2 separate regions of the Homo sapiens genome follow, and region 2 is linked to region 1. A link is a loop called in an ENCODE intact Hi-C map of the cell type or tissue named here. Cell type or tissue: natural killer cell. All regions are shown on one strand. Region 1 overlaps DTHD1 (death domain containing 1). Region 2 overlaps ARAP2 (ArfGAP with RhoGAP domain, ankyrin repeat and PH domain 2).

Region 1 (8,000 bases):
TCATTGATATTTTTAGATTTATTTGTTCATGTATTTTCTATTTTCCTTTGCTTCTTTAAAAAGCAAACTCCATGAATGAAGGACCCTGTCTATTCTATCCAGGTTCCTTCTTCTGTGATTAGAACAGTGCCTGGCACATAGTAGGCACCCTAAATATCTATGACTTGGTGAATAAGGGGAGGTCTATAGCTGTCTCCAGATTCTAAAAGTTTAAGAACTATTGACTTGAAGGAATACTCAAATTCTCTCTGTTCCGTAGTTTAGAGCCTGATTCTACAAACTCTTAACTGACAGGCTAAGGCATCGATGTGGATCAGCATGAAGATGTGGAGTGGAGAGGGGTACCTAAGGGCTGCTCTCCAGGCAGCTCAGCTGGCACATTGCTTCCAGAAAGCCTCACGTTGCTTTGCTGCCATAAGAGGATGAAAGGGAGACAAGCCAGTGGTGGTTGGAATTCTCTGGCAAGAGGCGGTAAGGGCCTTACTGAGATGATGGCAGACCATGCAAAGAAAGGCCGTTATGTCAGAGACGACAGACATGAAGTCCAAAAATGTGATAGGAATTCAGCTTTCACTTATTAGTGTTTCCTCTGTTGCCTGACTTTATAAAAGTAGCCAAATTAGTCAAGCCAAATTAGCCAACATAGATAATTTAGGGGTTTGTATAGATTTTCCTCAGTAAAAGTCTGTGTTTACGATTGTCCAGTACTTTTGCGTCAGCTTCTTCTCTGTTTTGCTTGTAACACACCATTCCTTACCTATGTGCCTGAGTAATTCTTACTGAACCTCTTTCACATCGGTGCTGAAGTGCAGCCTTGCCAAGGAAGCCTTCCCTCACTCCTCCTTTGTACCAGGTTAAGTGTTCCTGGTATATGGAGCTACGGCATTTTGTACTTTCCTTATCACTGTAGTTACCATATTTCATGACATCCACTTGCTTGTTTCCTTCCCTTGTTGCTGTAATGGCTTTTCAGGGAGTCTTTTTTTCTGAAATATTTTTTTTTCTAATCACCTCTCCTTGTGAAATTTTATTACCACGGATATACTGTATGTCTATGTACCATATATTTATCTGTGTTTTATACATCTGAAAGAGTAAGCCTTTTTGTGTCTCAGCCAAGAACGAATTTTCTCTCCCCAAGGGTGACATTACCAAAATTGAGAATGCATGCAACGAACTGCGCAGGCACAGACACTGTCCAGCTCAACTCTGTATTGCCAGTGCGGACACATAGTACATGCTTGATAAATATTTGTGACTAACTAGATGAACAAGATAATCTCTGCAAACCTTACAGTTACTCAACCTTGAAATTGATAATCCTGAAACTATATTGGCATGTTTAAAAATAGTACATTTAAACTTCTGCTGTCTTTCATAGATGAATCTACTGCCAATAGGCCATCTGTGCTTTCTTTTTATTCCAGATGGGTTCGTATAGGGCTTTCCAGATTCACTCTTTGAGCCCTTTCTTGTGCCCAAAGTCTTCAGAAATAAGTTTGTCAGGTTGAAAAAGAATCTGTGGCTGTGGGAACTTTTTTCTTTTCAAACTAGTATAACTAAATGGGAATTGAAACTATGACATTTAGTTTTGCAAGATGAGACTTATTTCATCAGAATTTAAAAAATTCACCTCAACTAAGCAGTATTAGAATGTGCTATTTTTCAGGAAATGGAAGTAGCCTAATATAGCAGTAGCTTGGCATTAATGAACATGACACTATGTGGATATTTATACATGTAGCATAAAATAGGTGAAGGTATTTGTCAAAATTAAAAGTGCTTCACAGAGAACAAACAGTAAATATTTACATATATGTATCTAGGCATAGAACCACACACATAATTATAATGTGTGATGTTAATATACTGTGTCTGATTCATAAAGATGAGAAGACATATCACTTTTTACTTCATACTTGTGAGGATCTCTGCGTCTCTTATTCTTCAGCCTCTGTAGTTCATTCATTCATATATTAATTAATTCAACAAACAGTGTATCCCAAAGGCTCAACGTATAGTGGTGTCCTGGTATGTAGGGTCTCATTTTTCCCTTTCTTCTTTATAGCATGTTTTCAACTCATAGGCAGAGTTATCCCTTAAAGCAGGAGTCCCCAGTCTCTGGGCCATGAAATGGTAGCAGTTCGTGGTCTGTTAGGAACCAGGAGGTGAACGTTGGGCAAGTGAGCAATGCTTCATCTGTATTTACAGCCACTCTGCATTGCTTGCATTACTGCCTGAGCTCTGCTTCCTATCAGATCAGTGGCGGCATTTGATCCTTGTAGGAGTGCAAACCCTATTGTGAAATTCACCTGCCAGGGATCTAGGTTGTGTGCTTCTTACAAGAATCTAATGCCTGATAATCTGTCACTGTCTCCCATCACCCCCAGCTGGGAACTTCTAGTTGCAGGAAAACAAGCTCAAGGCTCCCGCTGATTCTACATTATGGTATATAATTATTTCATTATATATTACAATATAATAATAATAGAAATAAAGAGCACAATAAATTTAACTTGCCTGAATCATCCTGAAACCATCCCTCCAACATGGAAAAATGGTCTTCTACGAAACTGGTTCCTGGTGGCAAAATAGTTGGGGACTACTGCCTTAAAGCATTAGTCAAATCATCTCATGCCTCTGCCCCAAACCCTTCAGTGGCTCCCAGCTTCCATCAGAATAAAGGCTCTGTGTGAACTTGGCCCTCACTGACTCCAAGGCATTCTCTGCTCTACTCGCCTCCTCACTTATTCAACCACAGTGACCCTCTTGAGTTTTTGGAATATGCCACACCTGCTTCTGCTTTAGGTCTTTGTGTTAGTGATTCCCCTTGCTGGAATGTTCTTCCATCAGATATCTGCATGTCTGTTACCCTTACCTCCTTCAGTTCTTTGCTGAAACTTCACCTTCTCTCTGTGGTTTACCCTGACTCTAACATTGCAATCTACTCTTACCCTGCAACCTGACATTCCTAATCCTCTTTAATCTGCCCTATTTTTTCCCTCTAAGTCATTTCTCCGTTTTTACATGTGTTTCTTCATTTGTACATTTCTTGCAGAAAAACCCTCTCTTCCATAACTAGAAAGTAAGCTCTGTGAAGACGGGGAACATTTTTTGTTCACTGCCAAATCACAAGTACCTAGAATGGTGTCAGGCATAAGTTAGATGCTCAATAAACATGAGTGAATGGGTATATATAAATAGAACTTGCATTTTATGGACCAAAAATGTGAGGAGGACAGTGAGAAGTGCCAAGGAAGAAAATAAATTAGCATTAGAAGATGGACAGAATTGGTGGTGTGAGTTGGTAGGTGGGATAGCTAGGGAAGACCTCACTGTGGAGGGGACTACCGAGCTGAGGAGCAACCGGAGACCAGAACCTTCCTGTATGGCCAGGAGAGCATCCAAGTGGGAGACGCAGCAAGTTCCAAGACTCCGAGACGGGCACGCATTTCAAGTCAAGGACTCGAAGGAAGGCTGTGATGGTCAGTGCGCATGTGAGGGCCACAGAAAGATGATGAGGTTTGTAAGATAGTAAGCGTCCTGGTGATACTTCATATTCTATATAATCTTCTGAAAATGATCCCACAAACAATATATTTGAAAATATGTGGCTGAAAAGAATAATGATTCACCACTAAATCTTTCTGAAGTTGTGCCTCAGCCTTTCTCCTTTCACAAAATGTTCAAGTAAATTCAGTTCACACTGCACATAATTGTATTTTGGCAGAAACAAGGCAAGTTTCAAAAAACTCTCAAAGGTTTTTTAGATGGAAGGGAGTGGAGAGAATATTTTGTGCATGTGTGCGTGCGTCTGAAGTCACGCCAGATAGGTGACTATATGCCATTTGCTTATTTGTGCTAACTTGGGTTGTGACTGCTTTTGACTCCTTCCTCCTACTTAGAGGTTTTGTTTTGAAGGAAAGAAGGGCTCCAGATCTGACTGCTGTCACCTATTCGAGGCTGGAGTTTCCCAGTAAAACCTAACCCACACATTTACGTAAGCCATCTGTTGACCCAAGTTTTGCTTAGCCTGAACTTCCTGGATTATTATTTTTTTAAACTGAACTCCTGACATGTGATTTCTAGTAAATAATGATACTGCTTCAACACTTTCTTTCTCACCACATTAAATAACTTGCTGTGTCAAAGGGAGGAAGCAGGCAGATGGCAGTGCAAGAATCAGTTCGTCAGAATCGCCACTTTCACCACTTTGGATTTCATTACCATCTCACTGCTCTGCTAGGGATAATGTTGTTCCTATATTATTTTTTCCACCAATATGAAATACCAAAGCAATTTTGACTAGATAAATGAGATGATTCTGAACCATTAAAAAATGTTTACATCCAAAAGCATTTTAATTCTACTCAGACTTCTCAGTTGCAGTAATTTTACAAAATTATATTAGGGTTGAAGGATCAAATGGAACTTATTATGTTATTGCTAGGTATTTTAAAAAGCAGATTGAAAGAGCACATTAGAAGAAATTCCTATAAGAAAAATCAGGATTTTGTTTTGTTTTGCTTTGTTCTTGCTGTGGTTTTTGAGGGAATAGTGCCCACATTGTGATTGTTAAGTTTTCCATAACTTAGTGTCATGCTTTCTATACTAGAGTTAATTCCAGTAACATGTTTGGTGCATCATGTCCCTTCCCCTATCAATTACAGAAGAAAGCCACTAGGTTCTTGGTAAGTAGAAATATTATGTTAATTTTTTAACCTCTAAAAGTTTCCAAAATCTTCTCACTCTTTCCAATGAGAAGGATGGATGGAGAAGGGAGAACTCTGGCACTCCATGCATCTCCCTTACATGTTATCCTCATGTCTGCAGTTCCACTTTCCTACAGGCAACCAGAATGACCTTCAAAGCCACAATTTTGACCATGTCACTAAGAGGAACATGAGGGGAAAATGAACAAAGCTGGTTTAGTCAGAAACAGGATCCTGTGTTCTTTTTTGGAAAGTACTTTGACAACCAGTTTAATGAGAAGAGATTATTTCCCTTCTCCTCCCCCCCATTCCTTTCTCTTGTTCCCTTTCCCTTTTCTTTTTCCTTTCCCCTCCACTCTCCTCCCCTTATCTCTTCCTCTGCACCTTCTTTTTCCTGTCCCTTCTCCCCTTTCTCCTTCTCTGGCCCCTCTCAACGCCTCCCTCCTCCTTCCTCCTTCAACTCTTGGCTTTAAAAGATAAGGTTTTCTCTGTTTAGAGGGCAGTATAACTAAACAGGAATTGGGCACTGTATCGTTATAGGGCTTTTGATTTTTCTTTTACAAAGGAAGCACAGATATTCCTGCCTATCTAAATAAATTTGATAATTAAAATTTCATTGATGTGTTTGCACTTATTCTCTTAAAACTGTAACATTTAATAAGTAAAAAGTTATGCTCATTAACTCAAACAGATTTTAGTTTATGAACTTCAACTGTTTTTGTTTTTATTTTTTCTTCTGTAGATGTATTATATCAGTCAACACGTTAATTTAGCAACCACAAAATCCCTAATATATACAAGATATTCTGTAAGGCCTAAAAGTGATAATAATAATAGTAGAAGCCAAAATTCTAGCTTTCAAGGAGATTACAGTCCAGTTTAGGAAATAAAGTATAAAACTTTAAAAGTTATAAAACAAAGCAAGAGATAAATAATAATTGAATACAACAATACAGCAATAGCAAAAGGCAGGAACTGATTGTTAATTGCAAATGAATAGTAAGATGTTAAATGCTAGGGCATTTCAGAGAAGGGGGTGAACGCTGTGGACTGAGGTGACTTGCGGGTGCTTCAGGGAGCAAAATGATTGCAGAGAATGTTTAGGGTCTGGAGAGGAAGAGAGAAAGGGGCAATGAGTTTCACACAAGAGAGATGGCATGAGTAGAAACTTTGAAGTGGTCAAGCACAAGACGTGTTCCGAGAAAGGATGATGAATGCACCTGTTTCTTCAGGGGAAGATTTGGAAATGTCATGTTGGAAATAAGCTGGGGAAAGATTATGGAGGGCCTTTAATTCCTTACTTAGATTAACTAAATGACTCTGTAGTTGTGGTAGCAAGCTTTCTGTCAAAATTCACCAAAAAACTGTGATTGATTTCATGACATAGAGAGCACATGCAAACCAGAGACCCTTAGTTTTTGAGTAAACAACAAAATCTCTCATCTACTGATACTCTTGAAACTGGTATGGCCATAATTGAGGATGGAGAAATAGGTATCTGGTTTGTTTATAATTAAGTTGATCTTTTATCTTTTGAGTAACAGCTAAAGCCATTGGAAAGCCATTGGAAAATTTTAACTAGGAGAGTGATATGATCAAGTTTTGTTAGCAACATTACTACGACAGCCTATAAGGATAAACTAGAAATGGATGAGCTTAGCAATAGTAAAATAAAGAGCTAATGAAATAGTCCACAGAAGACAGTGTGATAGCCTATGTAAGATCATGACAGTAAAGATAGCAAGAAAAGAACAGAGTTAGAGAGAGATTCAGGATTTGAGATCAACAGGTCTTGGTGATAGAGTGAATGTGTGTGGGACTGGGTGGCAGGAGAATATTGGCAGATAGAGGAAGTCGTGAAGGGGATTTCCAAGGTTGCTCTCAGTACACTGGTTTGAGCTACTGTCCTGTGATATAATACAGTGTTTGTTGATTTTACTTTGGAAGTGTTGTTTAAACTTGCATTTCATCTTCAGTCCCTCTAATATTGCCTTAACACACAGATGATAGCAACATTTTCCTTGGAGGCCTATCACTAGTTCCCTTATCTGCTTTAGGCTGCCTTCCTCACAATTGACAGCTTGATTTTTCTCAAAAACAAATATGATTTCATCACTCTTCCAAAACTTCTCATTGGATGTCTATTGATTAAAAGTCCAAGCCAGTTACCGTGGCATATAGGGCCCATTGCAAACTCCCACAGCTCATCGTCATAACCTTTTTATATTACATTTCCCCAACTAACATATTTTGCTCCAGTTCTACTTAAAGCCTCACTTCTCTTCAAGACTCTTCCCACGGGCTGCCATTGTGACAGCAATGACTCCACACTTAACCCTATTATCCCCTCTTTAGGAGCAGTCTTTAAGTTTTCCAGGAAGTATTAGACACTGCACTGTATCTGTAACTAAAGCACTTTGAATATATATATAACATATATATTATATATATAAACATATGGTCCATTATAATTTTTATTTATATAAAAATCATGGTAATGATAATAATGATGAATACCTACTAAATTATTCCCTGCTAGTAACTTGACAAAGCATTTACACATTAACTTATTTATTGAAAAAAAAAAAAACCTTAAATAAAAGTTTCTTCATTTAAGAAACTGAAGCATATAGAGGTTTTCCCCAAGGGGAAATGGCAAAACTACTGTTTGAAACCAAGTTTGTCTGATTTCAATGGCAACACTCCTAACATTATACTCTACTGTCTGCTTTTGAGACTGAGTTCCTCAGGGTTGAGAGCACTGCTCATTCAATTTTGTAATCCCTTCCCCGAGGATGCATTCAATAATGTTTTGCTGAACTCTTTAATGAATAAATGAAAGCATGCTGGGGAAATTGAAAAAGCAATTGAAGGTGGAGTTTTAATAGCTGACAGAAGCCTTACCTGTTTTCTTCCCATCTAGCAGTTGCATTTAGCAGAAGCCTTTCATGACTTTAAAGGAATGACTAATAGGATTTCACACACTGTGGCAAGACCTGGGAGGGTGACATTTTGTGTGTGGCTGTCCAGGCCTTTCCCAGAAACATTCAGATTACTCTTTCTATTGGAAAAACTATTTCTAGCTATGATCCAAAAAGCCAAACCAAAACAAGGATTTGTTTTTCTTTTTTTTTTTTTTTCTTTCTTCAGACGGAGTCTCGCTCTGTCACCCAGACCGGAGTGCAGTGGCATGATCTCATCTCACTGCAACCTCTGCCTACTGGGTTCAAGCAATTCTCCTGTCTCAGCCTCCCAAGTAGCTAGGATTACAGGTGCCTGCCACCTCGC
Region 2 (8,000 bases), 130 kb before region 1:
GTTCTAGACCAACCTGACCAACATGGTGAAACCCCGTCTCTACTAGATACAAAAAAAAATTAGCTGGGCGTGGTGATGCATGCCTGTAGTCCCAGGTACTTGGGAGGCTGAGCCAGGACAATCGCTTGAACCCATGAGGCGGAGGTTGCAGTGAGCCGAGATTGCGCCATTGCACTCAAGCTTGGGCAACAAGAGTGAAACTCTGTCTCAAAAAAAAAAAAGGATAATAATTTTAATACTACCAACCTTATGAGACTGTTGTGAAAATGAAGACTTAGCAAAGTGTCTGGCACATATCAGGTATTCAGTCAATTTCCCATACCATTATAATTCAAATAATTAAAGCACCAAGAAGTACTTCTAAAAATCAAGTTGAATTATATATCTATTCCTAAATAAAAGTTGTCCATAAAATAAGTTAAATACTAATTCTTAATGCGATGGTATTATCTAAATTATTAAAACCAGTGAATTTATAGTAATGACATATTATGATAGTCAAATAAAATACACAACAGAGAACTTTTAATTTCTCTGGCTCCTCCCCAACCCTTATTCAAACAAAATTCAGAAAATATTTCTCTGTACACATTTAAACTCAATCCAGAAAACATGTGCCATCTTTGGGTCGGCTTTTACCATCAAGTGCCCCATAGATGATATAGATGAAAAGAATTCAAGAAATATAAAAGATGCTCCAAAATCTACCATAGAATGATTACTGTGCCTGTGCGGTCAGCTAAAGCGGGGGTCCCCAAACCCAAGACCATGGACTGGTACCATTACATGGTCTGTTAGGAACAGGGCCACACAGCAGAAGGTGAGCAGCAGGCGAGCCAGTGAAGCTTCATCTGTATCTACAGCCACTCCTGGCTGCATCTATAGCCACCACTGGCATTACTGCCTGAGCTCTGCCTCCTGTCAGATCACAGGTGGCATTAGATTCTCACAGCAGCACAAACTCTACTGTAAAATGTGCATGCAAGGAATTTAGGTTGTGTGCTCCTTATGAGAGTCTAATGCCTGACAATGTCACTGTCTCCCATCAGCCCCAGATGGGGCCATTTAGTTGCAAGAAAACAAGCTCAGGGATCCCACTGATTCTACATTATGGTGAGTTGTATAATTATTTCATTATATACTACAATGTAATAATAACAGAACTAAAACACACAATAAATGTAATGTGCTTCAGTCATCCAGGAACCATCTCCCCACCACCGGTTCATGGAAAAATTGTCTTCCACGAAACCAGTCCCTGGTGCAAAAAAGGTTGGGAACCACTGAGCCTGCCATAAATGTCCATATAACCAACTTAATAGTTAGAAAAATTGTTTTTGCATATCAAATAACTATTTTGCATTATCAAAACAACATCTCAAAGGTTAGCTCCACGAAAGCAGAGAATTGTGTCTACTTTTTTTCACATTGTATATGCAGAACTTATGAGTCCTTAGCACACAATAGGCTCTCATTAAATATTTGTTGCATGAAAGAGGAAACAAATAACTTGTCAACTTATTTATGTTTTAACATTATGCATTTGAAAAATTAATTTTAAAATGTAAATTATCAAAAAGTAATATATTTAAAGGTTTCTTGACATTCCTAGTCTAACTGGTTTATTAATATGATTAGTCAGAAATTAATGTATTTCATATGGATAAATAAATAATCTCACCTTCTTTTTCTACTCTAAAAACAAAAGTTCTTTGTGTTGTAACAACTTCAAATTTGTTGTCTCCTTGAACTCGTACTGTTGATATAGCAGAAAGGGGAATTATTCCTTTCGAATACATCTCCTGTATTGGTTAGAAAAAAAGAGAAGACATATGAAAACGAAATTCTCTTGATCTTATCAAAAAAGAATGGCACAGTATTTATAACTGCTTCTCTTTATAATTTCAATCCAAATTTTTTAAATGCCATACAAGTAATTTGTCCACTCATATTCTCATGTAATACCCTAGAAAAGAAACTATTAAATATCCCCTTCTTTGAAGTGAGATCTTTTCAACTTTCTCTTCATCTGGAATTAAAAGGGAAAGAATCAAATACAAACAATCCTACTAAACTAGCAATACAGAGTTCCAAAAACCAGCAGCATGTTCTTTAAAACAATCTGCTCAAAATGATTTTATGGTGTTTGCAGGCATCTGCTGGCCACAACAGGTACTGTAACTGAACCATTTTGAAACGAGTTTGTTACTTATTAGGAACCAAAATATACCTTAAACACATATCGGGTTTTCTAAATTAACCATGTTACTCAAAGCTCTGATGATGAGCATCTCAACCTCAAACTGTATCATTTTAATTTTTACTCTTCAATGAATAAAGAATAAAAAAAGACAGATTTTTCTGTTTCCAAACAGCATATAAATATTACAAATTTTGTTTAAAAAAGGTCATTCTTAAGACTTCGATAACTTTTTAATCCATCTTCATTTTCCTGGACCCTCTCAAATCATGTCATGATAACTACTGCACAATTTCAACTCTTTATGTTTTCTGGGCCCCGTGTTGGAAAGAAAATTCAGAGTGCTTATACTTTCAAGGAGCCTCAAAATGAAAACCCAGCTACTGCAATGAGAGAAGAGTTTAAAACTGGGTAAAAACTAAGGGATTTAAGAGTACAAAGACGGAAAATCTCAATTCTGCTTAAAGGCTGTGAGGTATACCTTTACAAACATGGTGGTATTTAAATCCGACTTTTAAAAAACCTTAATTTTAACCAGATAGACAAGTGCGTGGGGGGCATTCTAGTCAAAAAGACTAAATAATGGAAGTGTAAGGCAGAGAAATAAGAGGACAACAACATAGAGTCAAAAGATAGGAGGCTGATAACGCATACCAAGGACACATTATAGAAGGTCTGCAATATTAAAAGAGTTTGGATACATCCTTAAGGGATTTCTTTATCTCTTCCCTTCCACAGCGTTATCCTTGGAACCCACACTTTTGAGCAGGTCCCAGATATAACTGATTTGGAAAAAACAGCAAACCATTCCATGCAGGGAGCAAGTACTGAGTTTATATTTCTCCTAGCCATAAATTCCTGCCTTAGCAATTGGTAAGGGACAGTCATCATTAGCATCATGGCATTCTACCAGAAGGATATCCTCTTCTGCTATTTAAGGAGATACACTATATCATCATGGCATTATCTCTGAGTATTTTTTAAGTTTCTTCTCCTTCACTAGCTCTGTTCCAATCTCCCATCCCTGACTTTATTTATCCATCAAAATCCTATCCATTCTTTAATGTAATCTTAAATACCAATGCAATGAAGGCTCTCCTATGTCCTCCCATGCAGCCAAAACTGAGTATGGCAAATGAGCTGTGATTCAGGAAGATGAATGGGCAACCTTATACAGAAAAGAGAGAAGGATGTCAAGAAATAAGCACTTAGTAAACAACTTATTTCTTCTCCTTTTTACTTTATCTTCTCTCCCTATAAAAATCCTTTTCCACTATTTTTTTTTAATTTTCTAAATTAACACATAATAACTGTTCGTATTTATGGGATACATAGTGATGTCATGATACATAGTGATGTCGTGATACATATAAAGTATAATGACCAGAAGAGGTAACAAGCATGTCCATCATCTCAATTATTCATCATCTCTCTGTGTTGGAAACATTCAATATCCTCCTTCTGGCTATTTGAAACTATATTAAATTAGTGTTAACTACAGTCATCCTACAGTGCTATAGAACACTAGGACTTATTCCGCCTCTCTAGCTATAAGTTCCTGCCCTTTAACAAATCTCTCCCTATGTCCTCCTTCTCCCTACCCTTCACAGCCTCTACTATCCTCTGTACTACTTTTTACTTTGGTAAGATTCACTTTGAAAAAAGCTTCCTCATCAGTGAGAATATGGGCTGTTTAACTTTCTGTTCCTGCCGTATTTCACTTAATATAATGTCCTCCAGCTCTACCAACTTTATGCAGAGTAATCTAAAATTTCTCTCTTCCTTTCTTATCTATTCATTTCACTCAATTTCACTGCCATATTTCAAGTCATCAGTAGTCTATGTAACTGTCTTGTAAGCACCATAAACTGTAAAACTGAATTTATTTTCACCTGAAGACTTACACTCTCCTTATATCTGTCCATTAAAATATCAACTCTTCCAGTCCATCTGAAATAGAATGAAGTCATCTTTGACCTTTGCTGGTTCCTTTGCACCCACATAGCTTGCATTCTCCCCACATCTAGAATAAACTTCCTCCCCACCACTCACCAACTGTGAATTACTGTCACATTGGTTTTCTTGAGGTTTCCTGAATATATCACATTTCTACCCAAGCCAGTGCCTTTGCATACACTGTTTGCTCTGCAACGAATTGTCTTCACGCCCATCTGCACATACTTACTGCCTCCTCAACCTTCATATTTCAGCATAAATATATCCTCCTGAAGAAAGCCTTTCTGACCAGCACATTCTCTCAAACCCCTCATCCTCACAGATAACCCTAATTTAAGCTAACAGCAACCTGGATTTTTCCTTTATAACAATTATTCATTGTGATTTAAACGGTGACTTTATATTTACCTGTGTGATCATTTAATTAATATATTCTCCCCAAATAGGCTTCAGGTCATTTATCTACATTCCTCACCACCTTTCATGTAGTTAATACTATAGAAATATTTTCTGAATGAATGAATCCTATGTCTAATCAATCACAATTATAACAATCTCTGATGGCTCATTTTTAATATTTCTTGAAATTCATTTCTTATCACTTCCACTGAGGCTCCACTGAGCCTATACATTAGTCTACATGATAATAACGCCTGGCTTAGTGTAACAGTCTCCTGGTTTGCCTCCCTACTTTCAGTTTGTTTTTCTTCTGAATTTTCCTGCATATTATTTTTCAAATGTCACACAGTTGGAGAAAATCAAGAAAAGGCTCATGGAGGTGAATAACAAGATGGGTCTGATGTTTGCACAGAATGTTGATGGATGGCAATGGCTAGGGAGGCTCAGATGGAAGAACAAAAACACAAGGGGAACATGTAGGAAAAGACATGCTCCAGTTTCCCATAGTGTATACTCAGTCACTGTTTAAAAAGATCATTAGGCAGAGACACATGACATGATTGGCTTAACAAAGGAAACCCTATAAATCCAAGTAGGTTAAAATGGCAATACAAGGCCAAAACTAGACCAATAAGTGCTCTAGAAATTCAGAAGAGGAAGATAAACTCTTTCCATTGTCAGGCAACCTAAGGATGTGGGAAAGGGCACAGCATCTTTGGGGACAGTGTAAGAGCCCCTCTGCTCTAAGTCTGTAGAGACTGAGACCAGACAGCAGGAATTAGAATGCCTAAAAACATTTACAGTTTATCCCCTACGTGATCTGTTTCCAAATTTTAGCTTGCATAAGAATTAGAGGAACTTATAACAACATCCCTCTAGTGAGATAATTAACTATTTGTTGAGGAAAATGTTACCATTAACCCATTTTGTCACTAGAAATAAGTCAAGTAGCACTGTACTGAAAGAAACAGGGACTAAAAAAAGATTATCTTTCTAATAGATCCTGTTAAAGAGAAAACAATTCCTTAAAAAATAACCTACACACCTATAACAAGGATATAGTTAACAAGTAAATATTTCTGGTAGAATAATAGAAAAAAATAATTCCCCAGAGGTGATCAAAATATACTTAACAAGCAAAATACTATGTCACTAAAACCTCAGAATGTTGTAGTTTATCTAATGGCTGATTTATAATCTAGTATGAGATCCCAAGAAAAATCTTGTAATTTTTAACACTGTAGAGCTGATTTTTATATTTGTCTTGCAACAGTACAAGATAAAGACAATAAAGAAAAAAATACTCAAATGACAACAATGCTCAAAATGCCTGTGTTTTTCAGAGTATAAAATTTTCCTTAAGGAAAGAAATTTTAAAGCATCCCTTGAGCCTGTAACACACAGGTATCTAGGGCAAGCCTGTCATTTATCTACCAATTTGAGACAATGAAACGATCACAGGGCAATTCTGCCCACAGCTGGGTGAAAATGGGGGTGAGTTAGATTTCTTTGCAGGGGATAAAATATCAAGGCTGTTTGGATCATGCCATTTTCTGTGATATAATGAAGGAGTCCTTACAGAGACATGATTGGCGGCCTCAAAGAAAGTGGAAGAAACCTAGGGAATGTGTAACTGTGCACGCTACCTCCCAAAGGCCCAACCACATGCTCCTCAAGTGCACATTTAAACATTAAAAGACCCAACTGTTCAGTTCTCATAGCTGTTAACACCGGGTCACCCAGCCAAAATAGTGGCTATGGCCACACCTATGCATCCCTTTTGCTAGAAGAGTCACAACAGAAACTCTCTCTCCTTTTAGGAAACACCAAATCCAGTGTTTCTGTTTTTTTTTTTTTTTTTTTTTTTTTGCCAAAATGTAACCAACCATCTAGACAATAAATGGATGAAGTGTCACAGAAAATAACAACTTAAATTTTTTTAATATTAAGCTAAATGATTTGCAATATCTCATTTTTATATGAACTTTTTAATTTCAAACCAAGCTGCATCATTTTCATTGCATCAATAACTAAAAACGTGAGAGGTCCTCATCTCTTCACTGCAGTTGAGATAAGCTTTAAAAGAACAAACAGAGGGAAAGAGGGAAAAACAGTCCAGTTTGACACAGTTACTAGAAATTATCTCAAATGAAAACAATGGTAGTGCCAGCAACAGTTTTATGGCATGGAAGCCTGTCTCACTCCTGAGTAGTTTTCCTCCTTATTTCAATCAAACCAGAAAAGGTTACAGGTGCTGGAGAAAACCAGCAGTGAGATTCCATCAGCTATAGAGACTACCTTCTACTCAACCTAGGCAACGAATTGTCTTAAGACTCAAATGTACAAGCAAACTAGAAAAAAATAGTAGCTAAAACAGAAAACAGCTTTTAAGGCTGGTCGTGGTAGCTCATGTCTGTAATTCCAGCACTTTGGGAGGCCAAGGCGGCAGATCACTTGAGATCAGAAGTTTGAGACCAGCCTGGCCAACATGGTGAAACCTTGTCTCTACTAAAATTACAAAATTAGCCAGGCATGGTGGTGTGCACCTGTAATCCCAGCTACTCAGGAGGCTGAGGCAGGAGAATCGCTGGAACCCAGAAGGCAAAGGCTGCAGTGAGCCAAGATCCTGCCACTATACTCCAGCCTGGGCAACAGAGCAAGACTCTGTCTCCAAAAAAGAAAAAAAAGAAAATGGCTTTTCAAAAATATTCATCCAACCATCTTGCAAACCTCCAAGAGATGTGTTTATACCGATTTGATGCTCTGAGTCACTGCAAAATGAAACCAAACAATTAACACCTCTCTATATCTTCCATTATTCTCAGCCATAGAGCATGCAATGTGTGTTATGTTGCAGTATGTGTTACTGTCTAAAAGCATATATTCTTCTGTCCTGCAGCAATAAAGAAGCAATATATAAAAAGAAGGCTAAATATCTATTAGAGCCACAGGTATTGCCAATATTAGGGGGTGGAAATCTCCAAATAATGAGAAAATTATGTTAGATTATGAGCTACAAAAAAGAGCATGTGGTTAAATCTTAAAATTAGTGTGTTAAGAGAAAGTACATACTTAAGACAAAAATCATCTGATTTTAATTAACTAAGCATATGGTAATATATTTATTAGTTGCAACTTCAAATTCTTTTCATGTTGAGAATCTACCTCCTATTCTTAAAAACCAAACTGCTTGCTTATTTTACTCTTCGTATGCATAAAAAAGCAATTTTTGAAAACTGTAAAATGTATTTACCTTCTCATTATTGTAGTAAGAAATGCTAAGGCCATCAAATTTCACCCATCTCTTTTGAAACATGCGTTTTCTGCAAAACATATGAAATTGTTATTTTACATTCAAGTAACATGAACTTAGATTGTTAAATTCATTTGTAATGTAACCGTGTAAATATATTATTATTTAATGTTAAACACCATAGACAACAAT

Evidence for each region. Hi-C counts contacts between places; a loop is a spot of excess contacts. Peaks named below come from ENCODE experiments on the same cell type or tissue, not always from the same donor. Only the 100,000 strongest peaks of a DNase experiment are listed, where the experiment ranks them.
Region 2: a loop joins it to region 1, with 2.8 times the contacts of the local background. A loop is called at or near these places in 2 of 110 quality-filtered maps.

Annotation. Positions count from the first base shown.
Region 1 is chr4:36,319,126-36,327,125 of GRCh38, forward strand. The region is part of intron 8 of DTHD1 (death domain containing 1); the gene reads left to right. Among named protein-coding and RNA genes, the nearest start is that of DTHD1, 42 kb to the left of the region's middle. In natural killer cell, no CTCF peak of the experiment used is centred here; DNase peaks (open chromatin) are centred at 4,026 and 6,556; H3K27ac peaks cover 1,418 bases.
Region 2 is chr4:36,185,770-36,193,769 of GRCh38, forward strand. ARAP2 (ArfGAP with RhoGAP domain, ankyrin repeat and PH domain 2) reads right to left here. Exons shown (of 33, transcript NM_015230.4): 7 at 7,809-7,878; 8 at 1,682-1,802. Among named protein-coding and RNA genes, the nearest start is that of ARAP2, 55 kb to the right of the region's middle. RefSeq lists an enhancer at 4,400-4,449. In natural killer cell, CTCF peaks have their summits at 2,155 (motif pointing left) and 2,356; DNase peaks (open chromatin) are centred at 2,162, 4,262 and 7,342; H3K27ac peaks cover 3,193 bases.